Linked DNA regions of Homo sapiens: region 1 is linked to region 2. A link is an interaction called in ENCODE POLR2A ChIA-PET data of the cell type or tissue named here. Cell type or tissue: HepG2. All regions are shown on one strand. Links, peaks and the distances in the headings refer to the core of each region. The heading gives the core; the rest is flanking DNA.

The links. ChIA-PET counts read pairs that join two places held together with the same protein. Peaks named below come from ENCODE experiments on the same cell type or tissue, not always from the same donor. Only the 100,000 strongest peaks of a DNase experiment are listed, where the experiment ranks them.
Region 1: POLR2A ChIA-PET joins it to region 2 with 5 read pairs; 8 of 35 experiments call an interaction of 5 or more read pairs at or near these places.

What each region holds. Positions count from the first base shown.
Region 1 is chr14:75,299,449-75,306,498 of GRCh38, reverse strand. No RefSeq gene overlaps it. Among named protein-coding and RNA genes, the nearest start is that of LINC01220, 8.6 kb to the right of the region's middle. RefSeq lists an enhancer at 2,111-2,280. In HepG2, for the core only: a CTCF peak has its summit at 2,813 (motif pointing right); a DNase peak (open chromatin) is centred at 2,828.
Region 2 is chr14:75,500,666-75,507,715 of GRCh38, reverse strand. No RefSeq gene overlaps it. Among named protein-coding and RNA genes, the nearest start is that of BATF, 18 kb to the left of the region's middle. In HepG2, for the core only: no CTCF peak of the experiment used is centred there; a DNase peak (open chromatin) is centred at 3,085.

The DNA.
Region 1 (7,050 bases), core at 1,070-5,069, 200 kb after region 2:
CAGTCTTTTCAACAAATGGTGCTGGGAAAACTGGATATCCACGTGTAAATGAAGTTGGACACTTGCCTAACACCATATGCAAAGATTAACTCAAAATGCATCAAAGACCCAAATGTAAGGCCTAAAGCTGTAAAACTCACCGAAGGAAACACAGGAGATAAGCTTCACAACATTAGATTTGGCAATGATTTTTCTGGATATGACACTTTTATTGCATAAGCAATAAAAGAAAAAATAGACAAATTAGACTTCATGAAAATTTTTAAATTTTGTGCAAGAAAAGACACTAGCAACAGAGTGAAAAAGCAACCCACAAGATGAGATAAAACATTTGCAAATCATATAGCTGATAAAGGATTAATATCCAGAATATATAAAGAACTCCTAAAACTCAACAACAAAAAAGCAAACAACCCAGTTCAAAAATGGCCAAAGGACTTGAATAGACATTTCTCCAAAGAAGATATATAAATGGCTAATAAATAAGCACAAAAGATGTTCGACATCACTAGACATTAGGGAAATGGAAATCAAAACTACAGTGAGATACCACCTCACACCCATTAGGATGGCTACTATTAAAAAAAAACACACAAGACCATGCACAGTGGCTCACGCCTGTAATCCCAGCACTTTGGGAGGCCAAGGTGGGTGGATCACCTGAGGTTGGGAGTTCGAGACCAGCCTGACCAACATGGAGAAACCCCATCTCTACTAAAAATACAAGATTAGCTGGGCGTGGTGGTGTATGCCTGCAATCCCAGCTACTCAGGAGGCTGAGGCAGGAGAATTGCTTGAACCCAGGAGGCAGAGGTTGCAGTGAGCTGAGATCACGCCATTGCACTCTAGCCTGGGCAACGAGAGCAAAACTCCGTCTCAAAAACAAAAAACGAAAACACCACACTCACACACACAGGCTAGGTGCAGTAGCTCATGCCTGTAATCCCAACACTTTGCAAGGCTGAGGCAAGAGGATTGCTTGAGCCCAGGAGTTTGAGACCAGCCAAAGCAACATAGTGAGACCCCATCTCTACAAAAAAAAAAATTAAATTACATTACATTAAAATTAGCCAGGTGTGGTGGTCCATGCCTATAGTCCCAGCTACTCGGGAGGCTGAAGTGGGAGCATCGCTTGAGCCCAGGAGATCAAGGCTACAGTGAGCCATGAGCATACCACTGCACTCCAGCCTGGGCAACAGAGCAAGACTCTCTAAAAAAAATACACACACACACACACACACACACACACACACACACAGAGAGAGAGAAAAAATTACAAACTTTGTCAAGGATGTAGAGAAATTGGAACTCTATGCACTGTTGGTGAGAATGTAAAATGGCACAGCTGCTGTGGAAAACAGTGTGGGGGTTTCTTTTAAAATTAAAAATAAAATTACCATATGACCCCAAAATTCTACCCTGCGTATATACCCCCAAAAACTGAAAGCTGATCTCAAAGAGATATTTGTACACCCATGTTCATAGCAGCATTATTCATAATAGCTAAAATGTAGAAGCAACCCAAATGTCCATCAATGATGAATGGATAAGCAAAACGTGGTGTATATGTATAATGGAATATTATTCAGCCTTAAAAAGGAAAGACATTCCAACACATACTGCAGCCTGAATGAAGCTTGAGGCCATTATACTACGTGATACAAGCCAGTCAGAAAAGGATACCCACTGTATGATTCCACTTATATAAAGTCCCTTAAAATCATAGCAACAGAAAGTAAAATGGTGGATGCCAGGGGCTGGGGAGAGGGAAGAATAAGAAATTACTGTTTAATGGGTACAGGGTTTCAGTTTTAGGAGACAGAGTTCTAGAGACAGACAGATGGTGGGATGGTGGTGACAGCTGCACGACATTGTGAATGTATTTAATACCACTGACCTGGACACTTAAAAATGGTTAAGATGGCAAATGTTGTGTGTATTTTACCACCATATATAAAAAATAGGAAGAAAAAAAAAAAAGGAGGCCTGGTCACAGTGGCTCACACCTGTAATCCCAGCACTTTGGGAAGCCGAGGAAGGCAGAGTGTTTAGCCCAGGAGCTGGAGACAAGGTTTTGTACGAAACCATGTCTGTACAAAAAAATACAAAAATTAGGCAGGCATGGTGGCACACACTTATAGTCGCAGCCACCAGGCCCGATCAGAAAATTTATTCTTTTTTTTTTCTTCTTCTTTTTTGAGACAGTGTTGCTTCGTCACCCAGGCTGGAGTGCAATGGCACCATCTCGGCTCACTGCAACCTCCGACTCCCAAGTTCAAGTGGTTCTCCTGCCTCAGCCTCTCGAGTAGCTGGAATTACAGGCACCCGCCACTACACCCGGTTAATTTTTGTATTTTTAGTAGAGACAGGGTTTCACCATGTTGGCCAGGCTGGTCTTGAACTCCTGACCTCGTGATCCGCCCGCCTCGGACTCCCAAAGTGTTGGGATTATAGGCGTAAGCCACGACACCCACCCCAATTTATTCTTAAGAATACACTCTGCAGGCCGGGCGCGGTGGCTCATGCCTGTAATCCCAGCACTTTGGGAGGCAGAGGCGAGTGGGTGGCCTGAGCTCAGGAATTCGAGACCAGTCTGGGCAACATGGCAAAACCCTGTCTCTACAAAAAATAAAATTAAATTAAAATGAAGAATAAATGTACTAATGCTATCGGAATCCGTATGCCCATTTGCTTTTAGAGAAGATCCTATTCCCCAAGAGTGTGATGTGTTTTACAATTCATGCACGGTGTCTTTATCCCCTCGGTCGAAGATTGTCATATCCTTTAGTGGTCAAGAGGGGGCGCAGCGACTCAACCTAAAGCGTGGAAATCCCAGTGGCCTGTAGATCACAGATGCCGAAATGTGAAAGCCTTGGTCCTGGAATTAGCATTATGGACTTCACCTGGGAGATTGTTAGAGACGCAGAATCTCGATCCTACCCCAGATCTGCCTCAGAATTTGCACGTTAAGAAGATCCCCGGTCGAAGGACAGGCACAGAGGCTCAGGTCTGTAATCCCAGCACTTTGGGAGGCCAAGGCGGGTGGATCAGGAATTCCTGCTGGTCAGGAGTTCGACACACAGCCTGGCCAACATGGTGAAACCTCGTCTCTACTAAAAACACAAAAATTAGCCGGACGTGCTGGTGAGTGCCTGTACTCCCAGATACTTGGGAGGCTGAGGCAGGAGAATGGCTTGAACCCGGGAGGCGGAGGTGGCAGTGAGCCGAGATCACGCCACTGCACTCCAGCCTGGGCGACAGAGTGAGACTTGGTCTCAAAATAAAAAATAAAAATAAAAAAAAGAAGATCCCCGGGGTAATTTATAGACACATTAAAATTTGAGAAGTACTGGTTGAAAGTGTCTAGTCATAGAAAGGGAAGCTTCTTCCTCAAAGGAAAAGAGGGTAGGAAAGGAGCTGGCTAAGGCCTCCCTTGAAGCCCCCAAATGTCCTGTTCCTTCGACCAAGCAACCAACATCAATCAAGATGGAATTGGAGCCACAGGAGAGGGTGTAAAAGCATTTCATTGGTCATAAATGCATAGGCTTGGCCGGGCGCAGTGGTTCACGACTGTAATCTCAGCACTTTGGGAGGCCGAGACAGGCAGATCACTTGTGGTCAGAAGTTCGAGACCAGCCTGGGCAACATGGTGAAACCCCATCTCTACGAAAAATACAAAAATTAGCCAGATGTGGTAGCACGCACTTGTAATACCAGCTACTCAGGAGGCTGAGGCAGGAGAATCACTTGAACCAGGGAAGTGGAGGTTGCAGTGAGCCGAGATGGCACCACTGCACTCCAGCCTGGGGGACAAAGCAAGACTCCGTCTCAAAAAAAAAAAAAAAAGGCATAGGCTTTTTCCATTTCAATAAATGCTTATTGATTGCTTACTGTGTGCTGGGCATCAGGGATACAATTGTGAGCAAAAATCAGACCCTGTTCCTGCCCTCATGGAGCTTTCAGCCTAGTGGGGACACCAAGTGTGTGTAATCCCATAATCACACATAACTACAAACCTTGTCCTTGCTCTGCAGGTTCAGAGAGAGGGCCATGACAGAGTAAAGGGAAAGGGAGTGGGGATGAGGGGCTGCTTTATATGGAATGTTCAGAGAAATCCTCAGAAGAAGTCATCTTTTTGTTTTGTTTTGTTTTCAGAGTTGAGGTGTCACTTTGTCATCCAGGCTGGAGTAAAGTGGTGCCATCATGACTCATTGCAGCCTCCACCTCCAAGCCTCAAGCGATCCTCCCACCTCAGCCTCCCAGCTAGCTGGGACCACAGGTATGCACCACCACGCCTGGATAATTTTGTTTATCTTTTGTAGAGATGAGGTCTCACTGTGTTGCCCAGGCTGGTCTTGAACTCCTGAGCTCAAATGACCCTCCTGTCTCGGCCTCCAAAGTGCTGGGATTACAGGCATGAGCCACCAGGCCTGACCAGGAAGTGAGCTTTAAGCTAGAGATCTGAAGGATGTGTGGGAGTTAGCCAGGAAAGAGTAGAGTTCCTGTGCGGGGGGTGGCGGGGGAGGGGACAGAATGTACAAAGGTCACGCAACAGAGAGGAACATGCTTACTCAAGGAACTGAGAGAAGACAGGCATGGAGTGATGCAAGATGAGGCTGAGACAGAGGAGGGCAGGAAGGGGCAGCTCGATGGGGCCAGGGACCAGAGGACACAGGCTCACCCAGACCTGATTGAGGTAGCCCCCCAGTTCCCAAAGTGACTACTGCATGGTTCTGCCTCCCGGGGGCCCTGCACCAAATGGCCCATGTGGACATCTCACCTCTGTCCTTCCAGTTCCCATTCTCTTCCTATCCTCCCCTGCTCTCCCCGCTACTAATCCTTTCTTTACCTCGTCACCATCAGCTCCTCTATTGCTTATCCTCTTCTCGCTTGCCCTCCCCAGCATCTTCCTCATTCACCCTTTTTTTTTTTTTTTAAGGCAAGGTTTCACTCTGTTGCCCCCAGGTTGGAGTACAGTGGCATGATTGTGGCTCACTGCAGCCTCAAACTCCCAGGCTTAGTTGATCCTCCCAAGTAGCTGGGACTACAGGTGCATGCCACCATGCTGAGCTAATTTTTTTTGTATTTTCTGTAAAGATGGGGTTTCACCATGTTGCCTAGGCTGGTCTTGAACTGCTAAACTCAAGCGATCCACCAGCCTCGGTCTCCCAAAGTACTAGAATTACCAGCATGAGCCACTGCACCCAGCCTCATTTACCATCTCCACCTGCTCCCAACTTTTCCAGGAAATCGAACGTCAGTCTCCAAGCCTATCTTCCCCTGAAAAGAAGATAATCTTTAAGTCAGACACAACCAGCATTCATTGAGAGCTCACCATGTGCTGGGCCCGGCATCACTTTCCACATTTTTTTCATTTAACCCTCACAGCAATCTTATCCAATAGCTACTATCATTCCAGTTTTACACTTGAGGAAATCGAAGTGTAGAGACAGTAAGTAGTTTTCTCAAGATTACGCAGCTAGAAACTGGTTGAACCAATACTACCCTCCTGTGTGATAACAGGGACTGCACATTGTCCTGTTTGACAGCGTACTAACTGCACGACTACATTTCGAAAGCCTTAAAAATGTGCACACCCTTTGGCCCATTTCTGAAAAAGTCAACTTAGATGTGTACAGAGGTCCCTGCAGCATTTCTACAATAGCACAGAATTTGGAAACAACCCAAAGGTTCAACAATATAGGGTTGGTTAAATTGTGGGTCATTTAGAACTAGAAACCTATATAACCTTTTTTTTTTTTTTTTTTTTTTTGAGACAGAGTCTCGCACTGTCGCCCAGGCTGGAGTGCAATGACACGATCTTGGCTCACTGCAACCTCCGCCTCCCAGGTTCAAGCAATTCTCCTGCCTCAGCCTCCCAAGTAGCTAGGCTTACAGGCGCGTGCCACCACGCCGGGCTAATTTTTTGTATTTTTAGTAGAGACAGGGTTTCACGGTTGGCCAGGCTGGTCGCGAACTCCTGACCTCATGATCCACCCACCTGGGCCTCCCAAAGTGCTGGGATTATAGGCATGACCCACCACGCCCAGTCTCATGACTATTAAAGTGATCATGTAAAAAAAATTTGATGTCCATGAACTACCATGTAGAAGAAGCAAAATGACAATACTTGTAATTACAAGTATTACAGCATGGTCCTGTTTTTGCAAAAACTACAGTATGTGAATTGAAGTAGAAAACTAACATGCAGAGAGGATCCTTGCGGCCAGGAGTTTGACACCAGCCTGGCCAACATAGTGAGACCCCCCACACACACACCATCTCTATAAAAAATAAAAAATTAGCCCAGAGTGGTGGCATGTGCTTCTAGTCTCAGCTACTCAGGAGGCTGAAGTAGGAGGGTCACTTGAGCCCAGGAGTTGAAGGCTGCAGTGAGCTAGGACCGTGCCACTGCACTACTCCAGCCTGGGTGACAGAGCAATATTCTGTCCAAAAAATAAATAAAAAATGAAACTAGTGTGTGTATTGGAAAGGTAGAATTAAAAATGTTGACAGTGGTTATTCCTGTGATGGGATTACAGTCAATTTTTATTTTCTTTATTTTTTGATGATCTGAATTTTCAAAGGTTTCTACCAGGAGCATGTATTTCTTTTGGGAAAAGTTTTTTTTAAAAAGTGAGGAGGTGTTGGAAACTTCCCATTTATTATGTTGTCATCTATTTTAAAAACAAACATACTACTTTGCTGAGAACGTTTTGAAAATATTTTTTTCCTATTACAAAAGCAATATGTGCTTGCCAAAAAAGGCAATCAGAAAGTACAGACAAGCAAAAAGAAGAAAATAAAAACACATTCCCTCCTACCCAGGAACAGCCAATATTAGCACCTTCATGACTCTTCATAAGCTATGTTGTTTTTTTTTTTTCAAGAGATGGTGTCTCACTATGTTGACCAGGTTGGTCTTGAATTCCTGGCCTCAAGTGATCCTCCCACCTCAGCCTCCCACAGTGCTGGGATGAGCCACCACGCCTGCCATGTTTTTTTTAAAGATAGCTCAACCTTCAATTTCTGCTCCAGGAGCTATTAAGG
Region 2 (7,050 bases), core at 1,334-5,333:
ACTGCAACTTCTGTCCCCCAGGTTCAAGGGATTCTCTTGCCTCAGCCTCCTGAGTAGCTGCGATTACAGGCGCCTGCCACCAGGCCCGGCTAGTTTTTTATATTTTTAGTAGGCATGGGGTTTTGCCATGTTGGCCAGGCTGATCTCGAGCTCCTGACCTCAGGAGCTTTCCACTTCAGCTTTCCAAAGTGCTAGGATTACAGGCATGAGCCACTGCACCCGGCCTCAACTATTATTCTTGTATCGTCTATTTCTCTCTTTAATTCTGTGAGTTTTTGCTTCATTTATTTTAAGGACTATATTGTTAGCTGCATATATATATTCATAATTGTTAAGTTTTCTTAATGGATTGACCCTTTTATTATTGTCAAGTGTCCTTCTTTGCTGTAGTAACATTTGTTGATTTTTGTCTGATATTAACATAGCTACTTCAGCTTTCTTTTAAATACTGTATTCATCGTTTATGTTTTTTTCCATCCTTTTACATACAACCTATTTATGTCTTTGAATCTAAAATATGTTTCTTATAAACAGCATTTGGTTGGATTTTTTTTTATCCATTCTGCCAGTCTCTGTTTTTTGATTGGAGTATTTAACCTATTTATATTTAATGTAATTACTGATAGGGTAAGATTTATATCAGCCATTTTGCCAGTTGTTTTCTACATGTCTTATGTCTTTTTTGTGCCTCTATTCCTCCATTACTGCCTGCTTTTGTGTCTCATGGATATTTTCTAGTGTACTATTTTAACTAACTTGCCATTTCTTTTATCACATTTTTTGAGTTGTTTTTTTTTAATGGTTGCCCTGGGGATTACAATTAACAGCTTAGAATAATATAGTTCAGGTGAATACAAACTTTAATTTTAAGTTTGTAGATTATTAATTTTAATAATTACAAAACTTTACTTCTTTATAACTCCATTTTCCTCCTCTTCACTTGTGCTAATATTATCATAAAATTACTTCTTTATTTACTATATGTCCATCAACACATATTTATAGTTATTACTTTTTGCAGTTATCTTTTAAGTCAGATTGGAAATAAAAATTGTTATAAACAAAATATACATTTACATTTTCTTGTATATTTACCCATGTAGTTAACTTTACTGGCGCTCCTCATTTCTTCTTGTGGATTCAAGTTACTGTCTAGTGTCCTTTCATTTCAGCCTGAAGGACTCTCTTTAGTGTCTCTTACAAGGCAGATCTAGTAATGATTTCTCTCAGCTTTTGTTTATCTGGGAATGCCTTAATTTTGCCTTCATTTTTAAATTATTTTAAAAATAAAAGTATAATTCATATACTGTATAATTCACCCATTTAAAGTGTACAATATAATGGCCTTGAGTGTATTCATAGAGTTACGCATTCATCACAACAATCAATTTTAAAACGTTTTCATTGCTCCAAAAATAAACCCTGCACCCCTTAGCCATCCCCCCCCCAAAATCTCATCTATCCATTCGCTCAAGCCCTAGGCAACCACTAATCTACTTTCTGTCTCTATAGATTTTTCTATTTATGGATTTAATTGACTGTGTAAAAGAACCATCTTTTGATTTTATTGATTATCTTTGCTCTGTTGGTTTTCTCTGTACCTTTTTTCTACTGAGTACAGTCGTAGTTTATTCTTTCCGATTCCTGTTGATATTCCAGTGAATGAATGTACCATAATTTATTTGTTTATTCAATTATTGAATAAATTTTGGGTTTTTAGGCACATCTTTGATATGTTCCTAGCACTTCAATCCTATTCTTTATGTATTTTTATCTTTTCCCTTTCACAATGGAATACCCAGAAAACTGACTTACATCCAATGAGTAAAGACTTACTGCTCTCAGCATATGCAATCAATTCCATTTTTTTGTCTCAGTTGCTAGGAGATTGAAAGATCTACATTTCATATCATTAATGTTAGCACTTTCACTTTTCTAGTTTTTACTATTTTAAGAAAAAAGCAATATGAAATAAAATATTAGATAATTACACAAAAAGGCTGCTATATAAAGAGGCAAGCCTCCTGACATTGAATTGTTGACTGGCTGAGAGAACCACCAAATATCCCGCTCTTTTCCAATTCTCATTGAAAGGACAGCAAAAAACTGCAGTAAGGACTTGACTCAGGATAAAACTGATCAGGGAAATAAGGGGCATCAGCAGACTAGAGATTCCGATGTATTTCTAGAAGACTAAAAAAATGTTGGAAACGTGTATTATTTTATTTTATTTTTATTTTTTGAGACAAGGTCTTGCTCTGTTGCCCAGGCTGGAGTGCAGTGGTGTGATCACAACTCAGCTCTGCGTGTTCCTCCTACCTCAGCCTCCCGAGTAGCTGGAACTGCAGGAGCACATCACCACACCTGGCTAATTTTTTAAAAAACTTTTTGTAGAGATGGGGTTTCACCACGTTGCCCAGGCTGGTCTCGAACTCATGGACTCGAGAGATCCACCCATCTTAGCCTCCCAAAGTGCTGGGATTACAGGCATGAGCCACTGTGCCTGGCTGAAATGTGCCTTCTTTAGTCGATCAGTAAAAATCCAGTTTAGCACATGAAAGGAGACTGACTAGAGAGAGAGAAAGACAGTAGTACAATAGAAAACTATACAGCCACTAAAAATGATGTTGCAAAAGAATGATAAAATAATAATGTACAATGATGTTCACGATATATTAAATTATTATAAATATATTGATATACAATATATAATAACTAAATAATAATATAAATAAATTTAAAGGCAAGTTAAAAAGCAATGTATTTAGCATGTTCGTATTCTTATTAAGAAAACACCTATGTATTTAATTGGCAGATTATGCATCAAAATGGTAACAATGACACAAACAATGTACATGTTTTCTCTAGCAAACAAGTTTCTATGGTTTGAATGCGTCCCCCAGAATTCATGTTTTGGAAACTTAATTCCCAATCCAACAGTACTGGGGCCAGTAAGTGGGGCCTAATGGGAGGTGTTTAGGTCATGAGGGCTCTGCCCTCACAAATAGATTAATGTTATCATAAAAAGGGTTTGAGAGCATAAGTTTGCTCTCTTGTACTTTTGCCCTTTCACCTTCTGCTATGTGATGGCACAGGAAGAAAGTTATGGCAAGATGCCAGCACCTTGATCTTGGACTTCCCAGCCTCCAGAACTATATACTAGTAAATTTCTGTTCATTATTAACTAGCCAGTATCAGGTATTCTGTTATAACAGCACAAAGTGGACCAAGACATATATAATGTAATAATAGAAATGACCATAAATTGTTATATACCTACCGGAGACCAGATTTTAGAATATCTCCAAGCAATTTTAAGAATGTGGCTGTTAGAGGGGAATGGCAGTAGTATGGACAGATTGGGGTTTATATAGCTCAATAAAATTGATAGACTTTTGCAAGATTAAGCATCTTTTTCTCCATCAGCCTCATGTGTACATATGTCAAATTTTCCAATTCATGTCATAAGAAAGTCTTTAATCAACCTGGTTCCTCAGCAAATAGAACATGATTTGTCTTAACTCCATATGGTTTCCATGTTTGGACATACATGTTCCTACATTGCCCATTCTCCCCTTTGTGGCCTTTCCAACGTTCCTTTAATCTAGTCTCCCCATGGTAGACATAAACATCCTTGGGAATCTTAATGACAACATAAAGGGCCAGTTCCATGGAGCCTTACTAACTGCCACTCAGGAATGAAAGGATGAGATTTCCCTGTGAGCCGCCATCCTTTTGAACATAGAATTCATGTAAATGAAATATATCTGAGCAATGTATTTCTAAACGAATCTTGTGGTACTGATTTACGGGGCATTTTGTTTTTATTGCCACCCTGGAAGTAGGCAGGATAAAGCATATAACAGCCTCTCTATGCACACTACTATCCTCAAGGATATATCTGGAAGGATACAAGATTATTATTCCTCTCTCATTCTACTGGTAGGGATAGCTTTTTTGGATCCACGTAGATACATGGTAGGATTAAGAAGTTAAGGACTGGCTGGGCATGGTGGCTCATGCCTGTAATCCCAGCACTTTGGGAGGCAAAGGCGGGTGGATTGCTTGAGCTCAGGAGTTTGAGACCAGCCTGGGCAATATGGCAAAACCCTATCTCTCCAAAAAGAAAGAAAAGAAAACACAAGAAAAGAAAAGAAAAGAAAAGAAAAGAAAAGAAAAAAAAGTTAGCTGGGAGTGGTGGTGTGCACCAGTAGTCCCAGCTACTCTGGAGGCTGAAGTGGGAGGATCACTCAAGCCTGGGAGGCAGAAGTTGCAGTGTGCTGAGATCCTGCCACTGCACAATAGAGACTCTGTCTGAAAAAAAAAAAAAAAAGTTAAGGCCTGAGAAAATAGATGCACCAGTGGGCTTTCTAATTCCATTATTATCTAAAGATTACTCTTAAAACCCCCTCACATCTCTAATCCAAGACAGACTACTAAGCTCGTGTGCTTCACGTGCCATTGAGATGACAGAGAAGACATGCAGAGAGAAACAGATTCATAACAAAGCTTAATAATGGGAGGGAGAAATGTGAGCAGGTCAGGAGACAGCCTGAATAATTTCTGGGTAAGAGAAAATGAAAGAACCATCGTGAGAGAGAAACCATGGTGGAAAGAGCCTTGGCTAAAACTAGTAACGTGCAAGTGCCAAGACTGGAGTAGAAAACGGAGCAGAAATGAAGGTGGGCATCAGGGTACTGCCTCAAGTTGCACCATCCAACATGATAGCCACTAGCTACATGTGGGTATTGAGCCCTTGAATGTGGCCAATTAGTTCTATTAGAAGCAGAACTAATCAATTTTATTTTTATTTATTTATTTATTTACTGAGCCAGAGTCTCGCTCTATCACCCAGGCTGGAGTGTAGTGGTGAGATCTCGACTCACTGCAACCTCCGCCTCCCGGTTCAAGCGATTCTTCTGCCTCAGCCTCCAAAATGGCTGGGATTATAGGTGCCTGCCACCAGGCCCGGCTAATTTTTATATATTTATTAGAGACAGGGTTTCACCATGTTGGCCAGGCTGGTCTTGAATTCCTGACCTCAAGTGACCCACCCGCCTCAGCCTCCCAAAGTGCTGGGATTACGGGTGTGAGCCACTGCGCCTGGCCAGAACGAATTAATTTCAGATGCGCACTGAAGTATTTAAGAGTGATGTGTCATGTTATCTACAAGTTATATATAGATAGTATCTTAGATGATATTATTAAATTATTGTTAAATTCCTTAGGTGTGATAATGACATTGTGGTTATGTCCTTGTCTTTAGGAGATGTACACTGAAGTACTTAAGACTGATAGGTCATGTTCTCTACAAGTTATTTTCTAATGGCTTACAAAGAAATATGTAAGAGTGTGTGTGTGTGTGTGTGTGTGTGTGTGTGTGTGTGTTTGTGTTTAAAACTGGTGAACCTATTACAGAATGGAGGCTCACTGTTCTAGTATAGCAACTTTTTGATTGATTTGCTTTTTTCCCCAAAAATTTTTAAAAATGGGTGATAAAATGCTACATGATCATAGTAGGAAAAGTTTATGTTATTTTGTCACCAAGATGAAACAAAGGTGACTCCAGTAAAAATCTATATAGAAAGTTGTAATTTGAAAAAGAAGCAAACCAAAATGTAATACAATTTTATGCAATTGGTAGATTGTAACAATAAAAAAAATCCATTTGACATTTGATCTTGCAACAGTTCCCTTTAGGCGGCTCAGTTTGAATAGCATAGGATTACATTTGCTTGTCTGCAGGTCAAACCTCACTATTTAGATTGTCACTAAAGAATACACAATAAAATTATTGTAATTACTGTCTTCTGTTTTCAATTCTTAGGAACAATCTTTGAATAAAGCATGGAAGACTAAGTTATAGTAAAGTAATATAATAAAGTCATGGTAGAATAAAAAATGACAATGTTATTTATAGTGGTGTTTCTTCCGGTTTTAATTTTATTATTATATTTTCTTGTTTGTATGTTTGAAATATTTCACAGTAAAAAAAATTAAAAGTAATTGTTTATTAGCTGACCATAATCAGAAATAGAAATAGGAGATACAGAGAAGGTATTTATAAGTTCCCCAGAGAACAGACTCTGAGACTCTAAGACTTGGGTATAGGGAGGTTGTTGGAGAGTGTTCTCAGAAACATCACCTGTGAGAGTTGAGGGAGCCAAGACCAGGCAGGGGAGGAGTGAGTAGATACAAGGCCCCAGTCAATGCTGCAAGAAGTTTGGGAGGAGGCAGATGGCTCTTCAAAGTTGCTCCATTGAGGCCAATAGGCTGGCTACACCATTATAACACATAACCCATACTGACCAGTCACTGGATATGGGCTGCCCTCTGGGAGGTGGCATAATCTCTCACATAATCTCCAGGTAACTCCCTTCAGCCAAAAGCAATTCTTGGAGAGGGACTCAGCTGAGACCTCTTAGCTGCCAGCACTCCCCAAAGTTGGGGAATCAAGGCCTTGGTCCTGAAAGGGATCTGGGCAGCACGCCACACCACAGTGTCCATTACAAGGCAGAAGGAAGTCTGCCTTGTGTATTTTCCTGAACTTACACTTTGTAAGTTAGACATACTGTAAAAGGTGACGGGCCAAGAAATTGAGATGTAAGTATATTATTTAAAGTTATAAAGATTCCGATAGACTTAATATAAAAATAAAAATTGGGAGGGAGAACATGCGGTGAAATATAACTGAGTTAAATTCCTCAATATTCAAAGTATAAAGGAGTTTTCAAACAATCTTTAAAGTAGATAAACTAAGAGAGAGAAGTATAAACATATTTTAGAATTCTGCCTATAACCACAGGAGGACAAAACCTAGATCTGATTTTAAATGTTTACGTCTAAAGAGTCAGTCTAGGGGTAGGCCGGGAGATGTGGAAAACTTATGTTTTCTTTATCCTTTTGTAACTGTTTGAAATTTTATTACCACACACATGAACCATTTTTATAGTAGTTAAGAACAATAGCAACAACAACAAAAAAATCTCCCCCTTAGGAGCTGCTTGGAAAAACTTTCTCCTTTTATCTCCTTCCAACAGATAAACTGAT